Regions from separate parts of the Mus musculus genome. Here region 2 is linked to region 1. A link is a loop called in an ENCODE intact Hi-C map of the cell type or tissue named here. Cell type or tissue: left cerebral cortex. All regions are shown on one strand.

What was found. Hi-C counts contacts between places; a loop is a spot of excess contacts. Peaks named below come from ENCODE experiments on the same cell type or tissue, not always from the same donor. Only the 100,000 strongest peaks of a DNase experiment are listed, where the experiment ranks them.
Region 2: a loop joins it to region 1, with 2.7 times the contacts of the local background. A loop is called at or near these places in 4 of 42 quality-filtered maps.

What each region holds. Positions count from the first base shown.
Region 1 is chr14:52,005,906-52,013,905 of GRCm38, forward strand. It overlaps Arhgef40 (Rho guanine nucleotide exchange factor (GEF) 40), which reads left to right. Exons shown (of 24, transcript NM_198249.4): 24 at 1-342. It overlaps Zfp219 (zinc finger protein 219), which reads right to left. Exons shown (of 5, transcript NM_027248.2): 2 at 4,065-4,153; 3 at 2,323-3,757; 4 at 1,459-1,590; 5 at 172-1,242. The coding sequence starts at 4,070. The coding sequence ends at 635. Among named protein-coding and RNA genes, the nearest start is that of Tmem253, 7.0 kb to the right of the region's middle. In left cerebral cortex, CTCF peaks have their summits at 551 (motif pointing left) and 3,115 (motif pointing right); DNase peaks (open chromatin) are centred at 549, 3,143, 4,683, 4,996 and 3 more places; H3K4me3 peaks cover 632 bases; H3K27ac peaks cover 2,682 bases.
Region 2 is chr14:51,079,133-51,087,132 of GRCm38, forward strand. It overlaps n-TLtag2 (a tRNA gene), which reads right to left and starts at 3,779; the gene lies at 3,698-3,779. In left cerebral cortex, no CTCF peak of the experiment used is centred here; DNase peaks (open chromatin) are centred at 3,737 and 4,154; H3K4me3 peaks cover 1,528 bases; H3K27ac peaks cover 568 bases.

The DNA of each region.
Region 1 (8,000 bases):
GCACTTATCTATGATGTCCTCGGGCCTCAGTGCAAGAGAGGCCACGGCTATTTATTACAAACGCTAGCTTTAGGGCCTCATCCAGAGTTACTGAATCAAAGATTTGCATCCTTATCGACCTCGTTGATAACGAAGTGCCCAGGAGGAGTGAAACACAGGCAGACACACACAGGGCCTTGTGCCTCAAGACACCTGTTTATTGGGGACATGACTCTTCAACAGGGATGACAGGAATCGTACCAAAAATAGCAACGTCTACAAGGGCCCCTGATAGGGCTAGAAGGGTACAGTGCCCCCCACCCCCACCCCTTATACAAAAATAAACTCTCATGCCTATGGACCAGCAGGAACTGGCAGAGCGGCTCCTTAACAGGAACACATCCTCTACCAGCCCGAGGACCCCGTTCTTTGACCCTCACCTCTGCCACTTCTAAGGCACTGTGACTCCTCTGGGCTGGGTGGGTGCTGCTAGCCCACTCTCCTCCACCCACTGCCCACTTTACCTCTTGGTCCACCTTGGGCTGGGATACGGGTCCCACACTGCTCCCTGCTGGCTGCTCTACCCAACTACCTCTAGCACTTCCCCGCTCCTGCGGGGTAAGCTTACTAAGCTAATCACTCCTAAGAGGGCTCCCTACCGTTCTTGCCCCCCAAGACCTGCCTCTCCGGATCTAGACAGCCCTGGGCTGCCCTCCTCTTCTAGTGGAGGACTGGGAGGGGTCTCTCCTGATGGTGCCCGGACATAGGTTGGAGACGTGTCGGCTCGGGGCTGCCGGCGGCCCCGAGCACGACGGCTATGGTGTACTTGCAGATGCAAGGCCATGAGCTCAGGAGCTCCAGTGGCAAAGGGGCAGAAGAGGCAGCGGTGAAGGGCACCCCCTGCCCCGGCCTCACCTCCCGGGCCCGCCCGTAGGGACAGGTCCAGGGGTTCGGCTTCACCACCTCGCCCGTTTCGCAGGGTCCTCCCAGGGCTAGCAGGCTTCCTACGGGACCCTGGTCCGGTGCTGCTCGAAGGAGGCCGGGTACTTGCAGTGCCCTCTACCCAGGTGGCTGAGGCCTGAGTTGGCTTGGCTCCTGACTGCGGCTGCAGTGAGCCCCGCTGGGAAGGTGGCGGGGGTTCTGGGGGAGGCCCAGGACCCGCACTGCTCCTCTGCTCTCGGTGGTGACGCTGAAGGTGATACTTGAGCGAGCCCGACTGGGTACCTGCATAGTCGCAGTGTGGACACTTGTAGGGACGCTCACCTGGGAAGAGTAGGTCACGGGATCACTACCACTCGCACACCCACATGTATTTTGCTCAATTTACAAACTTCATCCCAAGGAGCAAACGCTGACTCCCCGCGAGGTGATTTAGATGATCTTTCCAACCTGAAGGGTGGCCAGCAGAACCTCCAGCCTTCTGGCTGCTCTTACCTTTCTTCCTCCTAGACCCTCCCCTATGCAGAAAGCCTCCCTCACCTGTGTGCACACGGAGATGCACTTTTAAGTGATGCGCCGAGCGGAAAGATTTTCCACAGAAGGGGCAGTCCTTGCCAGTGGCCCCACGGCCCGCTTCAGATCGTGTCCCTCCAACCAGCAGCCCGTTTTCTTCTGCAACACGTTAAAAGGAAGATATAGGGTCTCGCTGCCTTGTCCCAATCAGGTACCCATTATACCCACCATCCCTTTGGGCTCAAAAGGAAAGAGGTTTGGGGGAACATAGATTTGTTAAAGAGTTAATACCCTTAGGAAACCACAAAACTTCCAGTAAGAAAAAGGGAGCCGGGCGTGGTGGCGCACACCTTTAATCACAGCACTTGGGAGGCAGAGGCAGGTGAATTTCTGAGTTCAAGGCCAGCCTGGTCTACAGAGTGAGTTCCAGGACAGCCAGGGCTACACAGAGAAACCCTGTCTCAAAAAAAAAAAAAAAAAAGAAAGAAAGAAAGAAAGAAAGAAAGAAAGAAAGAAAGAAAGAAAGAAAGAAAGAAAGAAAGAAAGAAAGAAAGAAAGAAAAAGGGAGTACGGGGACAGAAGCCCAGGAGAAAGAAAGAAAGAAAGAAAGAAAGAAAGAAAGAAAGAAAGAAAGAAAGAAAGAAAGAAAGAAAGAAAGAAAGGAAGGAAGGAAGGAAGGAAGGAAGGAAGGAAGGAAGAAAGAAAGAAAGAAAGAAAGAAAGAAAGAAAGAAAGAAAGAAAGAAAGAAAGAAAGAAAGAAAGAAAGAAAGAAAGAGGGAGTACGGGGACAGAAGCCCAGGAGAAATCGAAGCAAGTCTTCTGAAAAGGCGTGTGGGACAAAGTTTCGAGGACCAAATGCCACAACCCCCCAAGAAAATAGTGTGTACATACCTTGGGTGGCCGTGGATCTCGCCTGGGTCCCCGCGGCAGGTGCAGGCTGTCCTGACCCCTCACCTGGGTTGGGGTGCAGGGAAGTCAGAGAGCCCAGCGACCTGCCTCGGGCCCAGCTCTCCTCTTCAGCCTCCACCACTTCTTCTTCCTCTTCTGGTTCCTCTGTACGGTGTCGCCGAGCCCGGTTGGGAAGAGCTGAAGGCAGTGGGCGGAACCCTCCATAGCTTCGGCCACCTCCAGGGTCAGCACCCTCACCATTGGGTCGTACTTCCCCAGCTCGTACACTCAGGTAGCCTAAGAGGCTTGGGGGCTCTCGGCGCTCAGCCGGAGCGGGTGCTGGGGCCAGGAGGAGTGCAGGGCCCAGTGGCTCATATGCCAGTAGGCTCAGGTCGGGAGGCTGAGGGGCCCTGGCAGGTGCAGAGCCAGGGCCTGGAGCACGCAAAGGACCCAGCTTGCTGGTGTGCACCTTCATGTGGTTCTTAAGGAACCAGGGCTCCTTGAAGCAGCGACCACATACGGGGCACGCATGATCAAAGGAGGCCTTGTGCTTGCGCATGTGACCCTTGAGAAACCAGGACTGTGTAAAGCTCTGGCCGCACACCTGGCAACGGAATTCAGGTGGCGCAGGGGGCTCCTCCGGAGGTGCAGGAGTTGGGGCAGGGTTTGCCTCCCGGTCAGGCTCTGGCCTAGGTTCAGGCTCAGGCTCAGGCTCAAGGGCAGATCTGGGTTCTTGCTGGGGTGGAGGCGGGGGTTCAGGCGTAGATGTAGCCGCCAGGGGGCGCTCGGAAGCCCCGTGGGCCGTCAGACTGTGGTGCAGCAACTCCTCCTCCTGGCTGGAGCCAAAACTGCACAAGCTGCACTTCCAGGGCCTGTGCAGGATATGCAGGTGGCGTTCCCGCTCCGCTGAGGTGCGAAACTTGCCTTTGCAGAAAGGGCAACGGAAGGCAGATGAGGAAGGGACCTGAGGGCGAGCCAGGCCCTCTGCGGCAGGGCTGGACTGCATGCCGCCTGAGCTTCTGGCTCTCCCGAGTCGGGCTTCGCGAAGCAGGGCGCGTTCCTCCAACTCCAGCAACAGCCGTGCAGCAGGGCTGCGTGGACGCTCCGGCTGGTGCGTTCGGAGGTGTGAGCGCAGCAGAGCCCGCTGCGCTGCGCGGTGGCCGCAATGTGGGCACTGGAAGGCTTGGGCGCCCGGGTGGGCTCTCAGGTGCAAAGCCAAGATGGAATTGAATCGGAAGCGCTTTCCGCACACAGGACAAGGGAAGCGCCGTTCGCCTGCACGAGTCTCAGACCAACCCACTGCTCCCATCCCAGGCGAGCCGGGTCCTGGAGTCCCACTGACACCTGGTCCGTTGGAGTAGCGCTGCAGATCCAGCTCGCCGTCGAAGGCTGGTGGGGAAGGCTCTAGGTGGCCGACCAGGATGCGGGGACGTGAGCCCTGTGGGGAAAGATGCACGTAGAGGACAGGGTGGAAAAGACCACCCTGTAGAATGTAGAAAAATGCAAAGGCACGAAGAACAGTAAGAAGAGTGTGTATGGAGGTTGGGAGATTGGGACCTAACCTAGGTACCTTGATACCTCTCACCTCCAGAAACTGTGGGATGAGTGGAAGTTGGACACCGGGGCCAAGTTAATAACGTATGCTACTATAATACGAAGTTTAAAAAACAAAGAAACAAAAAAGGAGGCAGGAGAGGGTGTCCCGCTGAAGGCACTTTGCAGGTCAAGGACAGAACTTCACTCACCTCCATGGACCCCCTTCACATTCTTTGGTTCTGAGGATTGGAAGGAGGAAGAAGAAAAGCTGCTAATGAAGGCAACAGGTGCGGAGGTGCTAAAACAAGACAGAGCGATTGGAGGAAAGATGAGCCCTGGCTTTTGGCAGTAGAGTCACCCCACTTAGCAGCCTGTATCCTTGAAACCCATCCCTTCTTCCTATTGTGATCTTGGGGTATTCCAGCCTTCTTATTTGCTGTCCTCAAAACTTGCATCCCTTCATCTGCCAACTTGTATGATAAATACAGACTTCCTCCCCCAAATGATGTTTTAAACACCTAGTCCAGAACCGCCGCCGCCACCACACACACACACACACACACACACACACACACACAATGTGGGAGGCCATCATAGTATACCCCTCTTCCACTCGCGTTGGGCTGTGCCCCTGGATAAACAAATGTGGAGGGCTAGCCATACTCCTGTTATCCAAATGGTACTAGCTCCTCTCAGACCAGGGCCAGCCAGCCAGAAGCCCTCCAGGTTCCTCCTCCTAGCTTCTGCCGGCACCCAGTCTTCTGGTCTTCCTCCTCCCCCTCCCCCTTCCTGGATTCCTGATCCATTCATTTCCATTCATTACAGAGACTCATTCATGCATGGGAGAGAAACACCTCCCAGCAGCAGAGTCTGGAGACAGAGGGGGAGGGGCGTGAAGGGAGAGCCAGCTACAGAGGGAATGAAGAGAGTTGGGGGGAGGCCTGGAAGTTAAGGGGCACTACCAGTCTAGGGAAGGGGTTAAAAACTGCAAATCCCATTTAGGTTTCACCCCGTTTCAAACCTTGGAGCCTGTGGTTTGACGGGGCATCTCAGCCCCTTTGTCCAGAGCTGCTCCGAAGCGGGCTTTCCTCCTCTCTGCAGGGGAGAGGCTTCCTCACACAAGAGGAGGATTACACTGGCTCTGAGCTCAAGAGGCTGGAGTGAGGGATGGGGGGCGGGGCCTTGCCATCTGCACAGATAGGGGATCCACACAAGCTCGGAGCAGGAAGGGGTTAAAATTCTCCATCTAAAATTCCCTACCCGTGACAAGTGTAGCACAGGGCTGGGAAGGACAGAGTTGAGGAAGAGGAAGGCAATGGGAGGTTTCCCTGCTATTTAACTGCTGACAAGGTCATGGAATTTAGGCTTCAGTGGATGACCAGAAGTCATCTAATCTACCTTCCTCCTTCCATAGAGAATTGTATCTTGCTCAGGCTAGATGAACTTGGGCCTAGCTTCTTTTTTTAAACCTCAAACATAATAAATACTCAATAAAAAACTTCCTTACAATGAGACTCATGAAACTGAAATGGGTTACTAAGAAAAATTAAGAGGACCCAAGCATTACTTTACTTACAGATTTGAAGAGTACTGGGCCAGGAGTCAGCCCTACCTATCAGCAAAGAAAACACTGGGGGTCCAAAGCTTTTTTAATTTTCAACATTTAGTGGAGGGGGGCAAGGCTTTATGAAGGGGCAAACCCTTGTCACATGCGGAATCTGACTTTTGAGAGTCAAAATAAGCAAGATGTCCTGCTCAAACATCAGTAGAAAACCAATGCCGCTTAATGTGTGTGCTTCTATGGGTCCAAATTCAGGCATCCTTTCCTGGCCTATGAGTCCTCCAAATGAGGCTGTTACTGGGACCAACAGCCTTAGCAGGCTCACTGACAATTGCATAAAGGAGTTAGAATAGAACTAAGGAGTAGAGGCTACTGCAAGCCTAGGCCTTACAGCCTCCAGTAATCAGTTATCCTGTGGGTTCACCTTCTGTGAAACGAGTTGTACTGAATTTACATTTGTAGTCCCTGCCAACTTGAAAGTTGTGTGGTTTTAAGTCTCAGGACTCTTCTGGCCCCCAAGAGATGCTAAAACAAATGGCCACTCCTTCAGTACCATGGAGAGTGCAGTGGGCTACTAGAGATGGCCCTCTGGCTACCTCAGTACCACAGATAGAGCTAGGAAGTGCTAGAGAGGCCACATTGGCCATTTTAGAACCAGAAAGAGGACACAGAAACTAGTGGAGATTATATATATATATATTCATATTCACATCTGGAACCTATGCAGGGGTTTCAGAGAAACTATGGAGGGGTATCTACCAGAAGGATTACTGTGGCCTTTTTGATGTCATTGAAAATAGAAAATACGCACACCTAGAAAAATTTTAATTAGCTATACAGAATGTCATAACAGTTACAGTTTGTACATCCTGGAATGAGTTACTGAGGCATCGTATTGGAGTCCATCACATTCTGTTGCTTTCCTGGGGATTCCCGGAACATCCTGGTGTACAGCCAATCTGGTATATTCAGAGGAAGCAGATGGCTGGGAGGGGTGTGTGTGTGAATACTGCATGGTCATAGCTGACTAACCTATGGGCACATATTCTGATTCTGAGAAGATTCTCGGGTCTCTAAAATTGCCTGTAAAACACTAAGCAAAATGTGTCCTAGAAAAATGGCCTAATATCTGAGGCAAAAAGAGGAGAAAAAAGGCAGGTCTTCCTCACCAGAACAAGGACCCCCACACTTCTGCATGTAGCAGTTTCCAGGGTGGAAAGCAGAGACGCATTAGAAGGTACAAATGGATTTCTCCTCAGGGGAAGTTCCCCAGAAGGCGGCCTAAAATCAGTAAAAATCCACCGAGACCTCCTAGGCCCAGTCAAGATGGCTTCCGTCATTTCTACATCAAACCAGGTCTCGGGCACCAGAGCTCATAAATTGCTCTCAATAAGGGAGTTCCAACAGAGACGGAGTCTGTGACCTGGTTTGGAACCTAAGTCAGACATGTATTGTCTGTGGACAATCCTCACATTTTTCTATACTCAAGGCTTAAAACACCACCTCTGAGCCTTGGCCAGAGAGTGGTACTGACCTACTTTCCACACACAGTGGGAATCAAGGGTTACCTTGTTCCTGTTTGTATTTTTGCAGGGATGCAGGACCAGTGTTACAAATTAGAAATATTTCCAAAGCAACAGGCCAATTACTTTCACAGACTAGGAGAGCCGATGCAGAAGTGGTAAGTGCAAATCCTACTGAGAATGAATGGATGGTGAAAAGACGTACGTACGGAAGAATCCATCAAATAAAGGACTGAGAAAGCTGCCCCTCCCACCCCAAATCTTGTGATTCGAAGATTTTTAAGGTCAAGTATTCAGTAAAAAAGATCAGAGTCTCTGGGGCCTAGCAGTAATTAGGCCTCTGTCTCTGGCCATCCCCAACATATGATTTCTTTCCCCCTCTCGTCGGCAATCTCCCCTCTCCTAAATCAGCTAACAAATACGAACCCCAGTGCTAGATGAGAGTAAATGGAAAGGGGGCTTATTAGATAGTCCAGAGTCAAGACCACCTGGAGAACACACACAAGAGAACAACTCACTTGTAAGGTCTCTCCATGGCTCTCTGAACCTGGATGCTCTGAGAGCTGTTTCAAATCCACATTACACTGAACCTGGACACCTTTTAAAATGAGTTCTTGGGGAAAGGACTGGGGGGGGAGGGGTGCGGGGGGGAACAGCATGAAATTTCAGTTATTGGCTCCCATAGTAACTATGAAGAGGTGAGAGGGAGGTACAATACACACACACACACACACACACACACACACACACACACAATCTTATCCTAGACCCATGTTCTAGCATGTCCTAACTTGACCCCATTCTGAAAGTTCTGAGGAGCCTGGGATTGGGGAGTAAGGAGGACATGTATACAGCCTTAAGTCTCTTTAACTAGAGCTGGCCCTAAAAAGTCAGTGTTAGTGCCTGTATGAGCCTCAGTTCTCAGGCTGAGAGGTGGGTAGGAGATGATCTGGGAAAATACCCCTCTCAAAAACTGGTACGCAAGCAGAGCAGGACCTGTGATCTCACACGAGAGACTCCACCAGCACACCTCACACTCCACCCGTGGAAAATAAACCAGG
Region 2 (8,000 bases), 930 kb before region 1:
TATGGTTTCTAGCTTTGTGTTTTTATGGCTGTGTGTGTGTGTGTGTACATACATGTACAAGCCATAGTGCATACATGGAGCCCATAGGACAACCTTATGTCAGTCCTAGCCTTCCACCTTGTTGGAGGCAGGATTTCTCATTTGTTCTTCAAGCTCTTTTCTGTTTCTGCCTCCCATCTCATTCCAGAACTGCTGGGACTGCAGAGAGGTGATGTCATTTCACAGACAGGTGATGGCATTTCCAGCTTTACTCAGTCCTAGAGATCCAAATACAAGTCTCATATTTGCATGACAGTGCTTTGCTACTGAATACTTCTCCAGTTCTGACACAGACTTTAAACACACCACTAGCTTGCTTCCTCCAACCCAAAGCTAAGACTGTTCAGATAGCAACTGAGGCTATAACGGAGATTTCCCTGTTTGACACAACTTACCTTCCTGGTGTTTCCACCAGTGAACTTAATAATTATCTTGAAATCAACTTTCTTTGTTCTGTTGCTATAAAAACTCCACTCAACCCTTTTGTTTGGTTGGTTGTTTGGTGTTTTGTTTGTTTGTTTGTGAAGTAGGGTCTCTCTCTGCAGCCCTAAACATCAATGGGTAGAACAAACAGGCTAAAAACTTACAGAAATCTACCTGCCTCTCCCTCCCAAGTGCTGGGATTAATGGTGGGTACCACCACACCTGGCCTGGAGGCTTGTAGCCTTTTGAAGGCTACAGAATACCAGGACGATGCTGAGGCAGGGGGATTTGCTTGGCCTGACAGTGACACTGCTTTCCTTCAACAGTGGGATTCTTGGCTTGATGTAGGTGCCACATATTAGCATTGAGAGGAGCAGCTTGGGAAAAAAGGAAGGCTCACGTGGCATCCTACTCCAAAGGGAAATGGCCCCTCCCATTTCACAAATATCCAAAAGCTGTGCTCCTATGAAAGAGGTTCCCTTCTGAGTCCTTTGTCATGGCCAGTTCCATCTGGACACCATATAGCACTCCATCTTCTCAGAGGCCACCCCTCTCCTGATCTTGGCACTGCTCTTCTCCTCCTGCAAGAAGGAGGCCTCGTCATCTTCCAGCTGGGGTCCACTACTACCTGGGAGCAAAAGCCAGCAAGAGCTCCCACCTACAGGGGCTTGTGAGAAGGATGAGGGTTTAGATGGCTCTCCAGGAACGCAGTTACTGTCCAATCTAGCTTGGCTTACTCGCTCGATAGCCCCCATCCTCCCAGGCGGGTGGGGGTGGGGTGGGGAGGATCCAGGGGCCATATAACCCCCACCGCGACTCAGAGACTATTTAGTGGATTCCCAGCTTAGAGCACCACCCAACCCAGGTCGGGTTGTTTGCCATAAAGTTGCTAGTTTTGCTTTCTTTCTGTTTTCTCTAGACATTCCATGTTGTTGTTGTTCATTCCCCAGGATAAGCTCAGAGAAACCTTTGACAACCACTCGCAAGCCCTTCCCAAGACTGAAAGGGAAACAACGTGGAGAAGTGGGGGAAGGGAAGGAAAAGTGAAGGAATCAGAGAGACAGACCCACAACCAAAGGATAAAGGTGGGAAGGAAGGAGTGGGGAGAACAGGGTAGAAAGAGAGGGAAAGAGAGGGACAGGTGTATGTGGAGGAAGAGAGACAGGGAGAGGGAAAGACAGAGGCAGGGAAAGAAGTTGAATGTAAGAAAATGAAAATAATAGAGAGTTGGATGGAAGGAAAAGAGGAGGGTGACTGGAGGGGGATGGGGGAGGGAGATTGGAGGGGGTGATGGAGGAGAGGGTACCTGGAGGGGGTGTTGGAGGAGGGTTACCTGAGTTAATGAGAGGTTGAAGTTAAAACGGGCTCAGGAAGATGAACTTGAGAATAGCTAAGAGAAACACAAAGTACCTGGGGTAGGAGAGAAAGAGAGAGAGACAGACAAGGATATGCTTAGAAGACAGGGAGAAAGAAACATGGGTCTTAATCCTGTGTTGATCACCTTTTGGTTGATATTGCAATGTATGTAACTGCATTACCGAGGCAACTTGTAGAGTGGAGATTGCATATGGGCTTATGGTTGCAGAGGGATGAAAGTCCATTAGGGCGGGGAACCATGGGAACAAATCATGACCACACCCTCAGCTGTCCCAGAATGCAGAGAGCATAACAGGAAGAGGGTGAACTGGGAGTGCACAAAGCCTCCAGGTGACACACTTTCTCCAGCAAGCTTGCCCCACCTCTCCAAACAGTGTCACCAACTGGTCACCAAGGGTTCAAATACTGGAGCCTGTGGTGGTCATTTCTCATTCAAGACACCACATGGCAGTCTGTCAGTCTGGTTACTGTAAATTTGAGGCCAATTTGAACTGTTCAGTGACTACTGTGTTGGGTTTGGCTATAGAATCATATTCTAAAACTCATAAAACCAACAGTAAGTGTGGAGCAGAGACTGAAGGAATGACCATCCAGACACTGCCCCACCTGGGGATCCATCCCATATACAGTCATCAAACCCAGACACTATTGTGGATGTCAACAAGTGCTGGCTGACAGGAGCCTGATATAGCTGTCTCCTTAGGGGCTCTACCAGTGTCTGACAAATACAGAAGTGGATGCTCTCAGCCAACCTTTCATTTGGACTGAGCACGGGCTCCTCAGTTGGAGAAAGGACTGAAGAATCTGAAGGGATTAGGACAACAATATCAACCAACCAGACCCCCAGAGCTCCCAGGAACTAAACCACCAACCAAAGAGCACACATGGAGGGACCCATGGCTCCAGCTGCATATGTAGCAGAAGATGGTCTTGTCGGGCATCAGTGGGAAGAGAAGCCCCTGGTCCTGTGAAGACTCAATGCCCATTGTAGAGGAATGCTAGGGCAGTGAGGTGGGAGTGGATGGGTGGATGGGTGGGTGGGGGAGCACCCTCATAGAAGCAGGGTAAGGAGAGATGGGATAGGGGGTTTGCAGAGGGGAAATCTGGAAAGGGAATAACATTTGAAATGTAAATAAATAAAATATCCAGTAAAAAAAAAAACAATAAAATAAAAAGATAAAGACCAAAATGGCTCTTCAAGGTCCCATTTGACAATATTTGGAGACCGTTTATTTATTTTATTTTATTTTTTGTTTGTTTTTAACCTTTGGTTAGCAAAGGCACCATGAGAGAAGGTTTCTTTAAAAGACCTCAAATTCTGGCAATGAATGATGGGCCAAGGCTGTTGTCTCAGCAGTGGAAGATGCAGGCAGGAGGCTCAGGAGTCATCTTCAGTTACACATTAAGTTCCAGACCAGCCTGAGACTCTGCCTGAAAACAAAGCAAAACAAACAAATGGCCCCAAACAAGCAAACAGAGAAATGGTGCCGTCTCTGACTTCAAATCTGTCCTAGGACATTTGGTTCTGGTCTTAGTTTGGCTCAGTTCTTTTATATCACTTCCTAGTGGTTTGTGCAGAAATAGAGGACGATGAAGACAGAGATGCGAAATGCAGGTGACACTGTCATAAAATTTCGTTCAGAGGCAGGCAAGAGCCAACAGAGTTTCAGTTCTGTAATGCCTCCTATCTTAGGGTCTGACCACCACAGAGAGTGTACAGATTACATCCGGAGCATCCGCGGTCAGCTTGAGTCCTTTTCTGGTCACAGACATAGTCTAGAGGCAGGTGCTCAGAAAATACATATTATACCAAAGAAAGAATGAAGACGAAGTAAATCAGTCTTGGGAAAGAAAACACTGGCAGTGGTGGGATTCGAACCCACGCCTCCGAAGAGACTGGAGCCTAAATCCAGCGCCTTAGACCGCTCGGCCACACTACCAAGCTGTCTGCGCATTTCTGTATACACTAACTATTTACTTGATTCCATTTCTCTTTAAACTGCAATCTGAAACCCAGATTTAAAGGACATCCCCCCCCCCCCCCCCAGCGCTAGAGTGAGCGGATTACACGAACTACCCTCCCGAGGTGGGTCCTGCAACCAACCCTTCTGGTCGCACCCCAGAGAGGGCTGTCTGCAGACTGATCAATTCCTCTGCTGAAGTTTGTCCAGTGTGTCACCAGCCGCTGCAGACGCGTTGTGCACTGCGTAGAAGCCGAGATGGCCGGCGCCCGCGGGAGATGACAGAGACGCTCTTCCCTAGGGGCTCATGCAGACTGAGTGAACCGGGGTGGGCGCTGCTGGAGGCATCCAGGATTCTAAGGTGTCAGCATGATCTGGTCTCCACTCGCCCTAGTACCATACCCCCTTCCCCGCGCTAGAGGCTTACAGGTCTGCGACCTGTAGAATCAGGAGCTGTGACGCATGATTTCGGGAAGAGTGACCACACCGCAGTTGTAGTTCATTAGAGCTTTTGGCATGGGACCCACCAAACACGGGCCTACGTGATCCTTGCGCAGGAAAGGAAGTCCCCTGGCTCCTGATCACAGCTGGTGTAAATCACAGGACATCGCTTTGGTGATCTGACCCTTTTGTTTGTGTGTGTAGCAGTAGCTGAAAACTGAACCCATTACTGCTACCTAGAAAAACTGGTGACTATTTCAGCAAAAAGATTGGGATTGGGAAATATTTGAACGAGATTTGCATCTTTAAACGGAAATTGTGTTTTCCTGGTAATATTCAAATCACATCTTCCATTTGACCAAATTCCGTACACTTGGGGGAAATCTCCACAACCAGGCAGTAAGCGGGGAGGCTGTATATGTTCCTGATCCTTGCTTACCTCTTTTGCAAACAGTGCAAAGTTGAAGCCACCCAGACCTAGCCCAGCTCTGTTATTTTCTTGGGGGGGTCATGATCCGGCTCTTTTTCTCCACCTATTAAATAACTAAAAGGTAGGGGAAATCTCTGACGCAGCAGGCAGCAACAGGTATTTTGAAGAAGTTAGTGAGCACATGTGCATTCACACAGGGGCGGGGTGAGGGAGCGCACGCATACAGAAAGACACCCCCCCCACCCCCCTCCACACAAAGTGGAAATGGGAACCAGAAAATGAAATGTGTTTTCCCCTGGACGGTTTAAGTTTGTTTTTGGTGGCATAGAATGGGACCTCTCCACTCGTTTTGGATTGATCAGGCTAAACAAAGGAGGGAGGGTGCTGCTGACAGTCAGACCAGGAACGTCAGGGAATCTAAACTGGCCCTAAATGAACCTATCTGAGGATGAGGAGGAAACTGAGTTTACCTTCTTTATCTGTGCTCCCTTGCCACATCTGTCTCCCTATCAGGGATCTGTCTAGCTCCTGGCCCCTCACTTCCTTAAGGCTAGAAAACCGTTTCTCTTTCTGAATCTGTCGCTCTTCTCAGAAGAGATTTTACTCTCCTTGTGTATAGGGAATGTCTTGCTCTTTGAAACCAAGAACGGAGAAATATCCAGTTCAGAGATTCCCCAGAGTGTCTAACTTTAAAAAATTATATTTTTATTTATGGATACATATGTGAGCATGCAGGAATACGTGCATTACCTGTGAGCAGGAGCCCTCAGAAGCCAAAAGAGGTCACTGGGTTACCAGAAGCTGGAGTTAGGAGCAGTTGTGAGCCACCAGATGAATGCTGGGACCTGGGTCCTCAGCAAGAGCAGTAAGTGCTCTTAACTGATGTGCCATCTCTCTAGCCAAGAGCACAGACCTCTCAGGAGTGATAACTTAGTGGATGACATATGAAATTTTAACTTCTTTTAAATTTTTAGTTTTGGGGCATTTGAGATGGCTTGGGGAGCCTTTACTTCGCTTGCTTACCAGACAGTCTTGAGTTTTGGTCCCCGAATTCATGTAAATAAAGGTGGAAGGAAAACTGACTCCTCAAAGTTGTTCTTTGAATTCCACAAATATATGAGACAGACACATCAACAACAACAATAAATAATAAAAGACAAATCTAGTTGGCGGTGGCAAAATGGCTTAGTGCAGCAAGCCATCTTTTTATCTCCAGAACTCACATGGTGAAAGGGCCTCTGACTCCGTGTTCCAGCTGTGGCTGTAGCATTCGATGTGTCCCCCCACACCCCTTAGTAGATAAATGTTTTAGAAATAAAAAATTGTAAAGCCAGGTGTAATGGGGGTGGGGAAGGGAGAGGCAAAGGCAGGAAGATTTCTGTTGAGTTCCAAGACAGCCAGAACTACATAAAGACCCACCTAAAAAGCACTTAGCTCAGCACTCCATTGCCTGAGTGACTCAACTAGTTCAGCACTCTATCGCCTTCATTTCCAGGGCAATCAGGTTTCCCCTTCTGTCTTCCACCTGCACTAGGCATGCAGGTGGTGCACAAACCTACATGTAGACAAAACATCCACACATAAAACAAGCAATTTTAAAAAGTGAAAGTAACCTATTAAAAAGTTAGTTTTTACTACTGACTGATGGAGAACGTGCCTTGCTGTGTGCCCCTGGCTGGCCTTGATCTCAGGTTCCTTAGAGCTAAGATCCTACGGCCAGATTTACCAGTAGAAGCTACTACTCCCAGTTTAACTTTTATTATCTTGTTTTATTTGTCTTTGTAATGCTGGAAATTGAACCCAAGACTTTGCCGTTCCAGAAAGAGCGCTGCTATACTCGCAGACTTACTTAATATGATCTTACCATGACCTTAGTTCATGGACTGTAAACACAGATATAGTGTGTACTCAACAATGCCTGAATGTGCTCCATGCATTTCTTAGTTAGGGTTTTACTGCTGTGGACAGACACCATGACCAAGGCCGGAAATAGAACTTTTTTTTTGTTTTTTGTTTGTTTGTTTTTGTTTTGTTTTGTTTTTCCGAGACAGGGTTTCTCTGTAGAGCCCTGGCTGTCCTGGAATTCACTTTGTAGACCATGTTGTCCTCGAACTCAGAAATCCACCTGCTTCTGCCTCCCAAGTGCTGGGATTAAAGGCATGCACCACCGCACCCGGCTGCAAACATGTACACCCACCAAGGGCAACTCTTATAAGAACATTTAACTGGGGCTGGCTTACAGGTCAGAGGTTCAGTACATTATCATCAAGGTGGGAGCAGGGAGGCATGGTGTAGGAGGAGCTGAGAGATCTACATCTGAGTGCTGCTAGAAAAATAATGACTTCCAGGCAGCTAGGACAAGGATCTTAAAACCCATGCCCACAGTGACAGGCCTACTCCAGCAAGGCCACACCTACTCCAACAGGGCTACACCTTCTTATAGTGCCACTCCCTGGGCTGAGCACATACAAACCACCACACTGCACCTCCTGTTTCTCCCGCCCAGACCCTGACACTGCTGCACCTCTGTCTTTTCCAGATATACTGGAAATGAAGATTTCTTCCCCTCCTTTTCTTGGATATTTTCTTTATTTATATTTCAAATGTTATCCCCTTTCCTGTTTCCCCTCTGCAAACCCTCCATATCCCCTCCCCACCTCCCCCTGCTTCTATGAGGGTGCTCCCCCTCCCACCTACTCCTACCTCCCTGCCCTGGCATTCCCCTACACCAGGGCATCGAGCCTTCATAGGACCAAGGGCCTCTCCTCCCATGGATGCCCGACAAGGCCATTCTCTGCTATATATTTGGTTGGAGCCATGGGTCCCTCCATGTGCACTCTTTGGTTGGTGGTTTAGTTCCTGGGCACTCGTGGGGGGGGGGGGGTCTGGTTGGTTGATATTGTTGTTCTTCCTATGGGGTTGCAAACCCTTTCAGATTTTTCAGTCCTTTTTCCAACTCCTCCATTGAGGACCCCGTGCTCAGTGCAATGAATGGTTGGCTCTGTATTTGTCAGGCTCTGTCAGAGCCTTTCAGGAGACAGCTATATCAGACTCCTGTCAGCAAGCACTTCTTGGCATCTGCAATAGAGTCTGGGTTTGGTTACTGTATATGGGATGGGTCCCCATGTGGGGCAGTGTCTGGATGGCCTTTACTTCAGTCACTGCTCCACACTTTGTCTCTGTATTTCCTCCTTTGAGTGTTTTGTTCCCCCTTCTAAGAAGGACCAAAGCATCCACACTTTGGCCTTTCTACTTCTTGATCTTCATGTGGTCTGTGAATTGTATCTTGGGTATTCCGAGCTTTTGGGCTCCTATCCACTTATCAGTAA